Linked DNA regions of Homo sapiens: region 2 is linked to region 1. Evidence: chromatin loops called from intact Hi-C (ENCODE). Cell type or tissue: endothelial cell of umbilical vein. All regions are shown on one strand. Links, peaks and the distances in the headings refer to the core of each region. The heading gives the core; the rest is flanking DNA.

Region 1 (6,338 bases), core at 2,189-4,688:
GAGAAGAGGAAGGGGAGAGCAAGTCTTTCTTTGTTTTTAGAGCACAATCCAGAAGTTGAATTCCTATCTTAGTCACATTAAATTGGCTAGAGTATCGTTACGTAGTCAGACCTAGAGTTGCAAAGGAGACTGAAAAAATGCAGTTTAATCTGAACAGCCATGTGTCCAGGTAAAAATTCTGTTATTAGGGAAGAAAGAGAGAATGAATATTGGGAAACACTTTCAAGACTCCCACACCAAAGTACTACCTAAATATTTTATTCTTCCTATGTTTGTGTGAGGTATTGAGGTTTTATAAATGTGCACATAATTTTGCAATTGTATTTTTATTTATATTACACAGTAAGAAAAACAGAATGTTCTATATTTATAGTCTTCCTGTTACAAATATGCGATTAGAGCTTAAAGAGTCATAGTATCAGAATTAGAATGTTAATATTCCCACTCAATATACTGAGGTCTCATTTTCATTATGGTGGGTTTACTAACTGCCCCATATACTTCGCAGGGCTGCTTTGAAGCTAAAATGAGATCATTCATATGGGATCACATTAAGCTGCTAGAAATTAGAAAATGTACATGAGATAGTATAAATTTTACAGTCACTAATTTAAGTTTCTTTTCATTAGACGCTGTTGGAAGCTCTGACTGTGGCAGTTGTTGGTAAGCCGTAACTGCATTTCTATATGTTATAATAACTTTTTAATGTAGATAGATCTTTCAGGTAAAAAGGTATTTGGGGCTAAAGTTTAACATCATGGAATATCATATTTCAGAAATATAGCATAGGACAAATAATTTCTAAAGTATAAGCAAAAGTTAGATATTTATCGTTTACATATTTCAGCTGAGCTTAGAAGTGGAAAAGAAAAATAAAAGGAATGGAGAACAGTATTTCATTTGTTTACCCATTTAGAAAAATAAGACAACTATAGCTAATCTTTTCCCTAATTTAAAGTTATCATCAAGTAACTGAGAACATGTGTTCTGAGCCACGTACTTTGATCATATGTATGAGCTTAACTCCTTTAACTGGCCTGTGCCAAACTGAACTGTGCTTTAACATTATATCCTCATATTTTATCAAATGGCACTGCAAGAAACAGTGGTAATTTCTGCTCTGTATTTCATGTTAAATATGTGTTTGAAGGCCGTTTCTGTTATAATTACTTGATGTACCCTATGTAATGCCTCAAATAAAAAATTTCAGTAAATTAAGAATAGAAATTCTGATTGTCTCAAAATGGTTAACCTTGAGTACCAAAAAGGTCAGAGTTAATTATTACTCTCCATAATAGCAAGTTGTTTATCCTTATAGTTAATATATTTAACTCTTCCTACTTTGTCATTAGTTTTTTTAACCTTTCTATGCCAGTTTTGTTTAATCTGTATGTTTTTGTAATCTCTTTTTAAAAGAATCAATATAAATAAATAGTAATAAATAATAAATAGGATTGAAGCTTCTTAACAGAGAAAGGAAGTATTATTAATATTTACTTATTATTAATGTTACTTACTATTAAGGTTATCAAATCCATCTCTCCCTTCTCCAGCCCCTACTATGTATAAAGAATGTAGGAGAGAGATTCATTTCAGGATTATTGGAATTGGGGGTAGAAAAACATAGATGAGGTAATCTGAGAACATTATTTTCCTCAGTAATTGCAATATCTTTTCAACCTAATCGTATACTTAAATTACTGACAAGAAGCAAAATGGACTTCATGTCTTATCTTTTCCATGTTCACCTTCCTAATCCTGTAATGGCATAAACAGAGAAATTCCAATCATGTAGCATTTAATGATAGAAAGAACATGAATAATTACTCCCCTGAAAAATTAAAAATTACTTAAATGGCTTTGGGTTCAAAGCAGTTAACCTCCAAGAGGTTATAACTTTGCAATTTATTAAAATGTTAAGGAGTTTTATTACAATAGCCATAATTGAATGGATGATTATTCTAAAATTACAGAAAGGAATTTGGCATATATTCAGTAAACCCCAAAATAATGTACTCCAAGATAATACACATTTGGATATAAAGCAGTTAGTGGTTGGTTTCTGTCCTCTGCAGGGTAAGTGAATGGTAGGCAACCCCAGACAGCCCCAATATTTTTCTTTCCCAATTTCCTTGATTTGGGCTGATAAACCAAGTATAACTAACTAGATGATTGCTGGATTTGCTGCTACTGTCCAGGAATTCCCAGCCAGGCAGGAGACCCAGAATCATCCCTATTGATATTTAAACCATAATGGACAATCACCACAGATGGTGGTAAACTGTGCCTGGGACAGAGATGGCTGAGAATCACTCCCATACCTGTAGAACTCCAAACTGGCTACAGGCGTGATAGCTCTCCAGTCATTTCATTAACTTGGTAATAATGTGACCTCTGATTTTGTATGAATGAATTTTTTGGAGACTGTTAATTGCATTATGGGTGTGGTTTCACTGTACCCATGTAGTCAAGGATGGATAAGAAATCTTTTCTAATTGTTTTTATTGGCATAAAGTACAGGAGAAAATGAAGCATTTCTATAAAATGCCAGAAAAAGCTGTTTTGTATTGAGCATGTTTATATGCATGTTAATCAGTGTTTTAATTTTACAGTTACTTTCTATGATGTATATATTATTCTGCAAGCTTTCATACTGACTACTACAGTATTTTTTGGTTTGACTGTGTATACTCTACAATCTAAGAAGGATTTCAGCAAATTTGGAGCAGGGTAAGTTGTATATATTCTTGGATATAATAGATAGATGTCTTTAATTATTATAGGTGGTTTTGAGGAATGTGCTACACTGTTATTTTTGGGTACTGTCTTTTAAAATGGAGGGTAATAAGAGATCATCTCTTTGAGTACTAGGGCCAGGTCCTACTCCTAGAACATACACAGAAATGGAAAGTGGCTTTGACTTATTTGCTTCTCTCCTATAGTGAAAGGGAAGTGAATTAAAAAAAAAAATAAGCTTTCCAGAGAGTTTAAGCTTGTATGCTTTATTAACATTATGGAATTTACTGAAATTACTTCAGTCTTTGTCTTAGCATAAATGTTACCAAGACCATCCACGTCTTCTTGGAAGAAGCGCTGTAATTAGTACAGGTATTGAAAGGGTCTGCATGAACTTTAAGACCTTTTGATCCATCTAGATTAACCTGTATCCTTCCTCAAACAAATATACGGAATGATCCTTTTTATATTAGGATTATGGTACAGCATTGCCCTCACCTGGTAGGAATGCATAGACTCTTTTCTAAGCTCACAGTGGCTTCCTGTTGGCACAGTCACCCAACCGTTTTCTTTTTCCTGTTACAACACTATTTACAAAACTCTGCTCTTGCTAAACTTTCTTTCCTCCCCCACCCCTTTTATTCTGGTAATCCAGAACACCAGAAGTCTCTATTGAGATAAAATATAGTTGGTCAGCCAACACTGACAATTGCGCGAGCTGCTTAAATAGTTTCATTAGAATGGAGTTTGATTTAGGGAGAGGTAACATTTTCTATTTTCTTTTCCTTCTTTGGAAGGATGTTTCATACATATTTGTGTGGCATATATGATGAAAGTTTTGTTCTACTTCCTCTTCTCAACCCAATCTCCAACTGTTCCCTCCCTTTCATTAATTCCAGTATCATCTCTCTTAAATCCTTTTCTGGTAAACTTGCCTTATATTTCAGCCTCTTCATAATAAATTTACATTGATTGATAGAAATGGTATTACAGTGATCATATATAGATCTGAGACCAGATATTTCTGAAGTGCGTCTGTCTGTGTCTGCTGTTTCTGATAATTCTTATGATATTTTCTTTCTTTAAGTGTTCAGTTATTTTTGACTATGTAATTGTCCTTGAAAAACTATTTGTTGAATTTCTTTGAGGCCTTGATTGAAGGTGCACTTTTCCATACAGTATTTGGGTTTTCGCCTAGCATCTGGGAAAACTATTGGATTGGGTCCACTTGAAACTAAATTCATGGCTTACGATGTTTTCCCAACCACACAAGTGTTCTTCAGTTAGACTACAAATCAGCAAAGGGATAGCTTGTGGTGACAATTTCCCAGGGATGGTTCTTCTCTGCCCCCACCCCGCAATTTACCCCTGCTTAGTGCATTGATGACTTTTCTTGTAGTTGGGCAAATTCAGCTACAGTACTATGATTACTTCTTTGGGTTTCCACTTTTACCTAGATTTTGATTTGATAATTCCATTCTACCTTGACAGTTATTTGATGTTTTTAAGAACGTATTCTTTGTTTTCTCTTTTATGCATCATTTCAGTAGTTTTTCGGGGTGGGACAGGGGCAGTAATTAGTCTGGAATAGTTCTTACTTGCTGTAGTACTGGAAACGGAACCCTTTCAAAATTGCCTCTTACCTGTATTACTACAACCAGCCTCTCTATTCTCCAGTCTTAACAGTTTCCAGCCTCTTTTCCACCAAGCAGTTGGGTGATACAAAAATGGAAACTTGATTACAGTATACCTATTTAAAACCCTAACACTTCACTACTGCTCTTGGTATACAGCCCAGTTCTCCACTGAATCACATCTACTGCTATTAGTTACTGGATATTGCCATGTAATGACTCTCTAGCAAAATCCTAATAATAATTATACTTTGGTCAGTATGCCATAGATTCAGCTACTTAAGAGTAGCACTTTATTGCATTTTAAATAAAACTTAATGGCACTACTTACTGTGACGCCTCAAAGCCAAAGTGGTTGTGGAAGCTGAGTGCCAAAATGGATATAAAGACCGAGGGAAAAGATTTTCTGTGAAAATATTTTCTAAAAAGTTTATAGGCTGTTCCTTCTGACCTGTTTATGGGACATAATAGGGACTGAAGAAGTGCGTTAAATGTTTGGATGTATGGTAGTATCAGGCAATGGTGGCAGTGCTTCATAGATTGACTTAAAGCTGTGATGTTTTTACAACATCATTATCCTGTGGTAATTCTGCCACAAAAGGAATTAAATCTCAGAACTACATATGATAACTGTGGCAACTGGTCATTGGTGTGCTAGAGTTGCCTTGTGCCAGCTTATGAGGCATCTTGCAAGTCAGTTGTTAAACTGCTGGAAGTTTAAAGTAGGCCATGAAGGATGTATGTACACCACAGAAATTAAGAAGCACTACAAATCAGGGCTCATTTTCTTTCCTAGAAAGTCAGTTTACTGGTACATCACTGTTTGTAAGTTATTTTTTATTCTGTGCTTCTTGTTGAGAGGGATGAGGGTAGGATTTGTCAGTCTTCTAGATGGAGTTGTTAGAATAGCAAAATCAGCACTATGTCCATGGTATATCTTATCTATATTCTCAGAAAATTTGCTCTCTTTGATGCTTAAATATTTAATGAGATGTGAGTCAGAGTAGAGTGAACTAACAACTTAGGCAGAATATTTGTAGGACATGACTTTCAAATCTTTACCTGTTACAGTATCTACAGAGAATGCTGTCATAAACTGACAAGTCTTAGGCTGAATTTCTTACCAGAAACTTACCAAATGGAGCCTGTGACCCTAAATAACTGTTTTAGTGTGTGTACACTTAGGTTGCTGGGTGGGGCATGCTGCTTAACCAGGGAGCCTAAGTGTGTCAGATTTCAACTTGGATGTTGTAGTGGAGAAAAGGTATCTGTTTTAATATGTATTGTCAATAGTGTCTGATCAGGCTCAAATGTAGGATCTTGTCCAGTTAGTGAATAAGAGTAAATTAATGTCCAGTGACCTCTGGCAGCCCTATCCTAATGTCTTATTAGAAGCCCACAAGAATTGGAGAGGATTTTTCATGGGTCTCGTGTTTCTGAATGTCTTGTGAATGATGTGCTGACTGCTCTTTGTTCCAGACAATCTTTTTAAGGGTTTTTTTTTTCCAATAGTGAACAGCCTGGAAAGATAGAAATAGTGCTCGCTAGAGCAGAGGGCAAGCATGTTTACTTTCCATTATAAAAAAGACTTGCTTCCCTAAATTCAAGGTTCCTCTCTTGTAACACAACCCACTGTGTGTGTAGGTGTCATGTGGCCCTCTTAGCATCACCTGGGCCCTGTCATAAAAATGCTGATACTACTGTTATTACTGTAAACTGTCCTTTATCTCAGACCTAGGAGCTTGATGCATCCATGAAACTGTGCCAGGCTAACTTGTTAGCCTGCAAGTAGGGTAATATCTCGGATGCTGTAAGTTCTTAATATCACCTTCCCCATACCCCATGGTGCAGGAACGTTGGAATTTCCCTAGGCTTTAAGAATGAAAAAGCAAATCCTAAGTCCCTTTCAGTCCTGAAGGATCTATGTTGTGAGGTAGCATGATACCTCATTCTCACTTAGGTATGCCA
Region 2 (6,338 bases), core at 2,101-4,600, 550 kb before region 1:
GTAGTCTCAAATGTGTGACTGCCCCAAATTGAGCCCCAAGTGAGTCTGGAGCTGAGGGCCAGGTGCATTTGTGTTGTCGGCCATTTCCCTATGGTTATCTAGCCCATTCTGCCTTCTGTTTGAAGATAACTGAAATATTATCAAAAATGGTTTGTTTAAAGGTGTAACAGCTGTGTTTCTGCAAGAAGCTCATAATAATTAAATTAATACCTGTAGTGGCTCTCTCTAAGGAAGTCTGGAAGCTTTGCACATATTAACATATTTATTCTTTCCACCTCTCTCTGATGTGAGGGAAAGGTCATTGTCATTTTTATATTTCCCTTGATGCAAAAGGAAATAAGTTACAGCAAGGATGGAGTTTGAGATAGGTCAGGAGAGAAGGAAAATTGGTCTTTTTTCCCTTTAGATTTTAGTCCTTTTGTTCATGGTTGTTAAAGTTCAAACTATTCCATTCCTCTATCCATTAATACATTTGCTTGTTCCTTCATTCATTCACTACCAAATGTTTATAAAGCACCTGCTATATGTCAGGCACTGGGATCACACTTGTCTTCAGAGTAGTTTGAAACTTCACTGTTGTACAGAAGTTACTTTGTGCTTTACAGAACCCAGAACCACCTCTGGGAAGCACAGTTTATAAACCACTGAAGTAGAACATTCAGTCATTTATTCAACAAGCAACTTTTTTTGCATCTACCAAATTCTATTAGGTGCAGGCTGCCTAACATCCCTCTTGGATCACAAAATCTATAACAGTAATTCTTTTTTTTTTTTTTTTTTTTTTTTTTTTGAGACAGAGTCTTGCTCTGTCACCCAGGCTGGAGTGCAGTGGTGCGATCTCAGCTTACTGCAAGCTCTGCCTCCCGGGTTCACGCCATTCTCCTGCCTCAGCCTCCCAAGTAGCTGGGACTACAGGTGCCCGCCACCATGCCCAGCTAATTGTTTGTTTGTTTGTTTTTTGTTTTTTGTTTTTTTTAGTAGAGACGGGGTCTGTGTTGGCCAGAATGGTCTCGATCTCCTGACCTTGTGATCCGCCCGCCTCGGCCTCCCAAAGTGCTGGGATTACAGACGAGAGCCACCACGCCTGGCCTAACCATAATTCTTTTTAAAATTTCTTTTTCATGCTGAGTATGTTCCACCTTTCTCTAACTCATTCTCTTTGTAGCCTCTTTATGACTATCAGGAATAAAGAATTTGTAGAATGTCTTCTTTGTTACACTGTCCTTAATAATGTTTAGATTGGTATTTTTCTTTAGGCTAGCAACTTACTCATCAGGAATCAAATTCTTCAAATGACAAGGAGCTTGCAGAGCTAGAGTTTTCTGTAGATTGAGAGAAATGAATAGGTTGACTTGTGTTTCTGTATGTCTACTGGGTCAAAGGACCATTCTTGAGATGTGAAAGTACCCTAAAGAGTGGCACAGCTGGTAAGTGTTATGAGTTGTCCTTTAAAAAAAAAATGGGGTTTTGAGATAATAGTAATTTTGCTAATCATTAGCTTATTCCATTTTATGCCTATATTGTGATTTGATTCTCTCTTCCCCTCTTCATTTAGTTTTTCCGTTTTCTTTCAAGCTTCATTCCCATTTGCCCCATGCTACCAGTTCTTTCTTCTCCTGGAATATTTGCCTGCTCCACCATGGACAGACTCTTAGTTATCCTTCACAATCCACCTCCAGTCCCACCTCCTCTGTGAACCTTTCCTACTGCCTCATTTATCCATTCTTCTCACTAATTTGTTTTCTCCCTTTTGCATCCACACATCCTACTGATAGTATCAATAAAGCTGATATTCCACTGAATTATTGTTACTTGTTTAAAGATACCCTGCATATGTAAATGACATTGCAGAAAAGATATTCATTAAGTGATATTTTTATTCCATTCTATCACCTTCACCAATGCCCTCCCCAAGAAGCTCCTTAAAAACGAAGATTATCAACCTCAATTTTGTACCTCTAGTTCCCTCCCCAGTGCTTGAAACATTTGCTTTCAGCTAGCAACAACACTGTAGCAGTTTTGGATAAGATAACCTCCTACCTGCCTAGCAAGGGCTTTCAGATTTATGCCCATGGATCAATCCCATTAGTGGTAGACATGGACTAGGGCCAAGAGGAGGAGTGGAGCCAACCACCGACAAGTCACAGGATCTCCTCCTCTCGTGTGGCCCATAGCTCGTGCTGTGTATCCCAACCTTGGGCTAATCAGTCCACTTCTGGAACAGGTGTTCTCTGTCCAGCATACTGTGGCTGACAGGAGAGGGGAAGAATTTGCCACCTGGTCAGAATTTGTGTAAACAGATGCCATAAAAAAAAAAAAAACAGGTTAGATTGCATGCTGGGTCAGCAGTTGAGGAGTGCTTTGAGAAAAGTGTCTTCCCCCTATGAGCAAGGCTCCTCCTCACACATGGTCAGCCCCACTTCTCCACCCAGAGGAGGTAGAGCCTGTTCTAGGAACTCCTGTTGAACATCTAACACATCGTACTGCACTGGCAGCCTGATGGTCTTTATGACTTGGTTAGAGACAGATGATTTGGAAGTGGGAATAAAAAGCTTTCTTCCTTATTTTAAAAAGATTTGCCTTTGTTTTATGAAATTATAACAACAACAGTTATCAGTAAGACTTTAGTGCTTCAGAGAGATGTTGGACCTCAGATAAGACACAAAAGGAGATCTCACTTAGCCATACCCTCAGCCTGCAACTAGCTCTGCCCTTAGGCTCTGGGTATTTCCTGATCTTTGGGATGTCTACTGTGGTAATCCGGGAACTGGTTACCAGCATCTATTCCCTGGGATATGGAAGCATCTCAGGAATAGTAATGACTTATAATTTTATACTTAGAAAACCAGGATGTCAGTGTACTAGGTGACTGTGGGTTGGGGAAGAATATTAGACCTCAGAAATAATAAGTTAATATCACCAGCAATATCAATAATAGTATTACTGTTTATCACGCACTATGCTAAATACTTTACTAATAATGTAACATAATCCTCACACTAGATATTTTTATTATCTTCATTTATAGTTAAGGAAAGTGATGCTAGCAGATGATAACAACATATAATAATACGTACTGAGCATTTACTGTGAGCTGGCACTGTGCCCATCTGCCAAGATCCTATCAGAATCATGATTCAAACCCTTGTTTTTATTATTATAGGATGAAATCTCCTTGGGGAAGAGGTAAAGGATATGTGGAAACTCTCTGTTTCCACATTTTTTTGCAGCTTTTCATTAAGTCTAAAAGTAATTCAAAATAAAAAAGTTTTTTAAAAACTCAAAACTACAAAGCTCATAATGGCCACTCTCTGCTGCCTCCTCTGGATAATGGCCTCAAGTAGAAATGCTTAGCCCATGTCAGGGATGCTCACAACTCAAATCATGCTGGAAACTGTTCTGCAGGTGTGCACTCCTCAAGGACCCCTGTCTAGTATGTGGCATTCTCATCTTAGATGTGATGAATCTATGTAGTTAGTATGACACATTTTCCCCAGCAGATGGCAGTAAAATGTCTTGAGGAAGAGATGCTGTTTCTGATGCTCATAATAGTACCGTCTGGGCTGGCAGTGGCCCTGAGAGTGCTAAGAAATCTGGAGAAGAGGTAGCAGAATTGAGAAGTGTTTAGGAGGTGAAATTAGATAGCAAGTTGGTGTGGTGTTTTGTTATAAAGATGCCAAATTTGAGTGCAATCAAATCAACCACTAAATTTATCATCAGTTCAAAGGATTTACTCTTCCTGAGCATAGTCCTTCATTTTATGTATCTGTATAATTTCTATTTTTAAAATCATGGGATTCGCCTTGATACAATAGTGATCTAATGAAGAATGAGGATTAATGGAATTTTCTTGTCCATGAATAGACCCATAAAACAGGAAATTTTTTCATGAATGGGCTTTAGGGAGTCCGTGGTCCACTTGCAGTTGTCATGTGAGCATATAAATTTGTGTACATTTTACCGGGGAGAGCTCCAGTAAAATCATATTCTCAGATGGGCCCAGAATGTGTTTAAAAAAATTCTGTCTGAGAGCATATCACCCCGGAAGGCCTAAAATAGATTCAAGGGAGAAGGACAGCAAACTCAGGTGCCTACAAGGGCCAGGCAGATAACAGTGAATGAAGGAACCCTAGTGGGGACTGGGGTGACCTGGAGAATGTATGCCCCAAATATCCAAAGAGGCCACCATTGTCCAGCCCCAACTGAGAGTTGCATGCGGGAATGCAGGCCCAATGTGAAATGAGCTCTTGATTTTTAAAGAGAATCCACAAACCCATAACTTTAAATAAACTATAGACATTTCTGAAGTGTGCAAATAATTTAAAACATTTCTAAACATAGCTCAGGCAAAACGAGCGTACTTACAGGTCACGTGTGGCCCTGGAGCTGCCAGTTTGATAACCTGAGTTTAGACATCACCCTGTCATTCATAAGCTCATGACCTGGCTCTCTTGGGACATACTATGTTAAGGAACTCTGGTACTACTAATTATTGGTTACTATTATAACAACATTCATAGTAATAATGACTAACACCCTAGCACTTTTTATGTATCAAGCACTATCCTAAACACTTTATTCATAACTCCTGTAACATTCTCAACACCCTATGAAGTTAGGTTACAGTGGTTTCCAGCATTTGTTATATGTTAGGTACTGTTCTAGGTCAGGACTCCTCAGCACAAGTCATGACTTACGAAATAATTCTGTAATAATCCTATGAGTAGCTAGAGAAACTGAGGCACAGGAATATTTAGTAACTTGTCGTAGCTCATTTCCTAGATTCAAACCCAGGCAGTCTGGTCCCAGAGCCCACACTCTTATCACTGTGCTGTCCTGACTGCCTCTGGGATACTCTGGGTACTGGTTGTTTTTCAAAGAACTCTCAGCTGTGGTGCTCAGTGGTCCTAGACAAATCCCCTCCTCTCTGCCATGACAATGTGGCACTTCTGACCAAATGCAGTCAGCCCCAGGTCTTCTGTAAAATCCATCTCATCATCTCATTTTCATGTATCACCAGACATACTTTATTCAATCTTTGTTTTTTTTTAAATCTCCTCCAAAATGAACAGATCATAAATCCTTTGCTAGATGAAATTTCCAAATAATGGTGATAGATGGCCTTGTCTTTTGTCTCCTGACTAGTTTGGCCCTGCCTGTCATCACAGCAATCAAAGAGTTGTAAGATGCCATGTAGACGCAGTGCCAAAAAAGGAAGGGACAGCTTAATTCTCCACTCAAATTTCTGTTTCATTTGAACTTCCTCATATGAGTGAAACTTCCTACAGGGTTACACAATTGGAACTCCTGAAATAAGTGAGAAATTACAGTTGTAATTTTAGAGAATTGACTTTAATCTGCAGCTGCAACCTAGAATCTGTATCTGAGGAATGAGAATTGAGATTATGACATGGGAGCATGCAGTGATTTGCAGAATGCACTTGTTTCCAGTTCTGTCTATTGGTGCCAATGCTGAAATCCAAACCCTGCTGAGAGATTGATAATGGAAAACTGAAGGTGGGAGGAAAAAAGCAGGGTATAAATCTACTCCAAAGCTGTCAAATGCAGTGAATTATATCAAATGGTTCTCTAATTTTCTACTTGGAAGATACCTTTTATTTTTTAAAAAAAGATAAATTTGGCTGTTACTTTACAGCTTTGCACTTCCATCAGCTCACCAGTTTTATGATGCTTCCTGTGAGCAGTGGGTCTTAGCGGTTGGTGCATTTCCATTAGCATGCTTCTGCAAAATAGTTCATCCTTCTGTGAGTCCCTTTTGATCAATTAAGCGCCTGCATTTCCCTACGCAAACAAGTTAAGAGAGAGAATCTATGGAAGGACTCTCTTCCTAGGGACTAATTTTAATGTCATTTCTAAAAATAAAGTATTAGATATAAAGGCAAAAGAAAGGTAGCTTTAGAATAAAAGATGCTTGTAAAGAGGACACTTTCATTCACCACTGGGACTTAGAACCAAACTTTCGGAAGAATGAGTGGACAAGGGCATGGTGGGAGCATTGTCGAATTCCAGGCTTGATAACGTAGGCAACCATTAAGAACCATTCAGAGATCTATATAACAAGAAAGGTAAAAGTTGATGGATCTAACTTTGGAAAAGTATATGTATTTTTTAATTCCTTGTAAAAACTTGAAAGTAAATTCCTCCCTGTTGTATTTTTAATGAAATATTTAGACTTTTCCCTTTGCTTTATGGAAGAAACCTCTAGTGTATTCATTTGATAGTTTTTCTTATTCAGCCTAAGCACAAATCACAGCACTTGAACAAACCCAATGTTTCTAATAGTTTGTGCTTTTGCCTTCCACCAGGACCACAGATAC

What was found. Hi-C counts contacts between places; a loop is a spot of excess contacts. Peaks named below come from ENCODE experiments on the same cell type or tissue, not always from the same donor. Only the 100,000 strongest peaks of a DNase experiment are listed, where the experiment ranks them.
Region 2: it touches region 1 in a loop (13-fold over the local background); 27 of 110 quality-filtered maps call a loop at or near these places.

What each region holds. Positions count from the first base shown.
Region 1 is chr12:66,142,233-66,148,570 of GRCh38, reverse strand. TMBIM4 (transmembrane BAX inhibitor motif containing 4) reads left to right here. Exons shown (of 7, transcript NM_016056.4): 4 at 630-663; 5 at 2,613-2,730. Among named protein-coding and RNA genes, the nearest start is that of LLPH-DT, 15 kb to the right of the region's middle. In endothelial cell of umbilical vein, for the core only: a CTCF peak has its summit at 3,255; a DNase peak (open chromatin) is centred at 3,240; H3K27ac peaks cover 1,112 bases.
Region 2 is chr12:66,691,257-66,697,594 of GRCh38, reverse strand. It overlaps a transcript of GRIP1 not described here. Among named protein-coding and RNA genes, the nearest start is that of GRIP1, 15 kb to the right of the region's middle. RefSeq lists a silencer at 3,392-3,686. In endothelial cell of umbilical vein, for the core only: a CTCF peak has its summit at 3,494 (motif pointing right); a DNase peak (open chromatin) is centred at 3,494.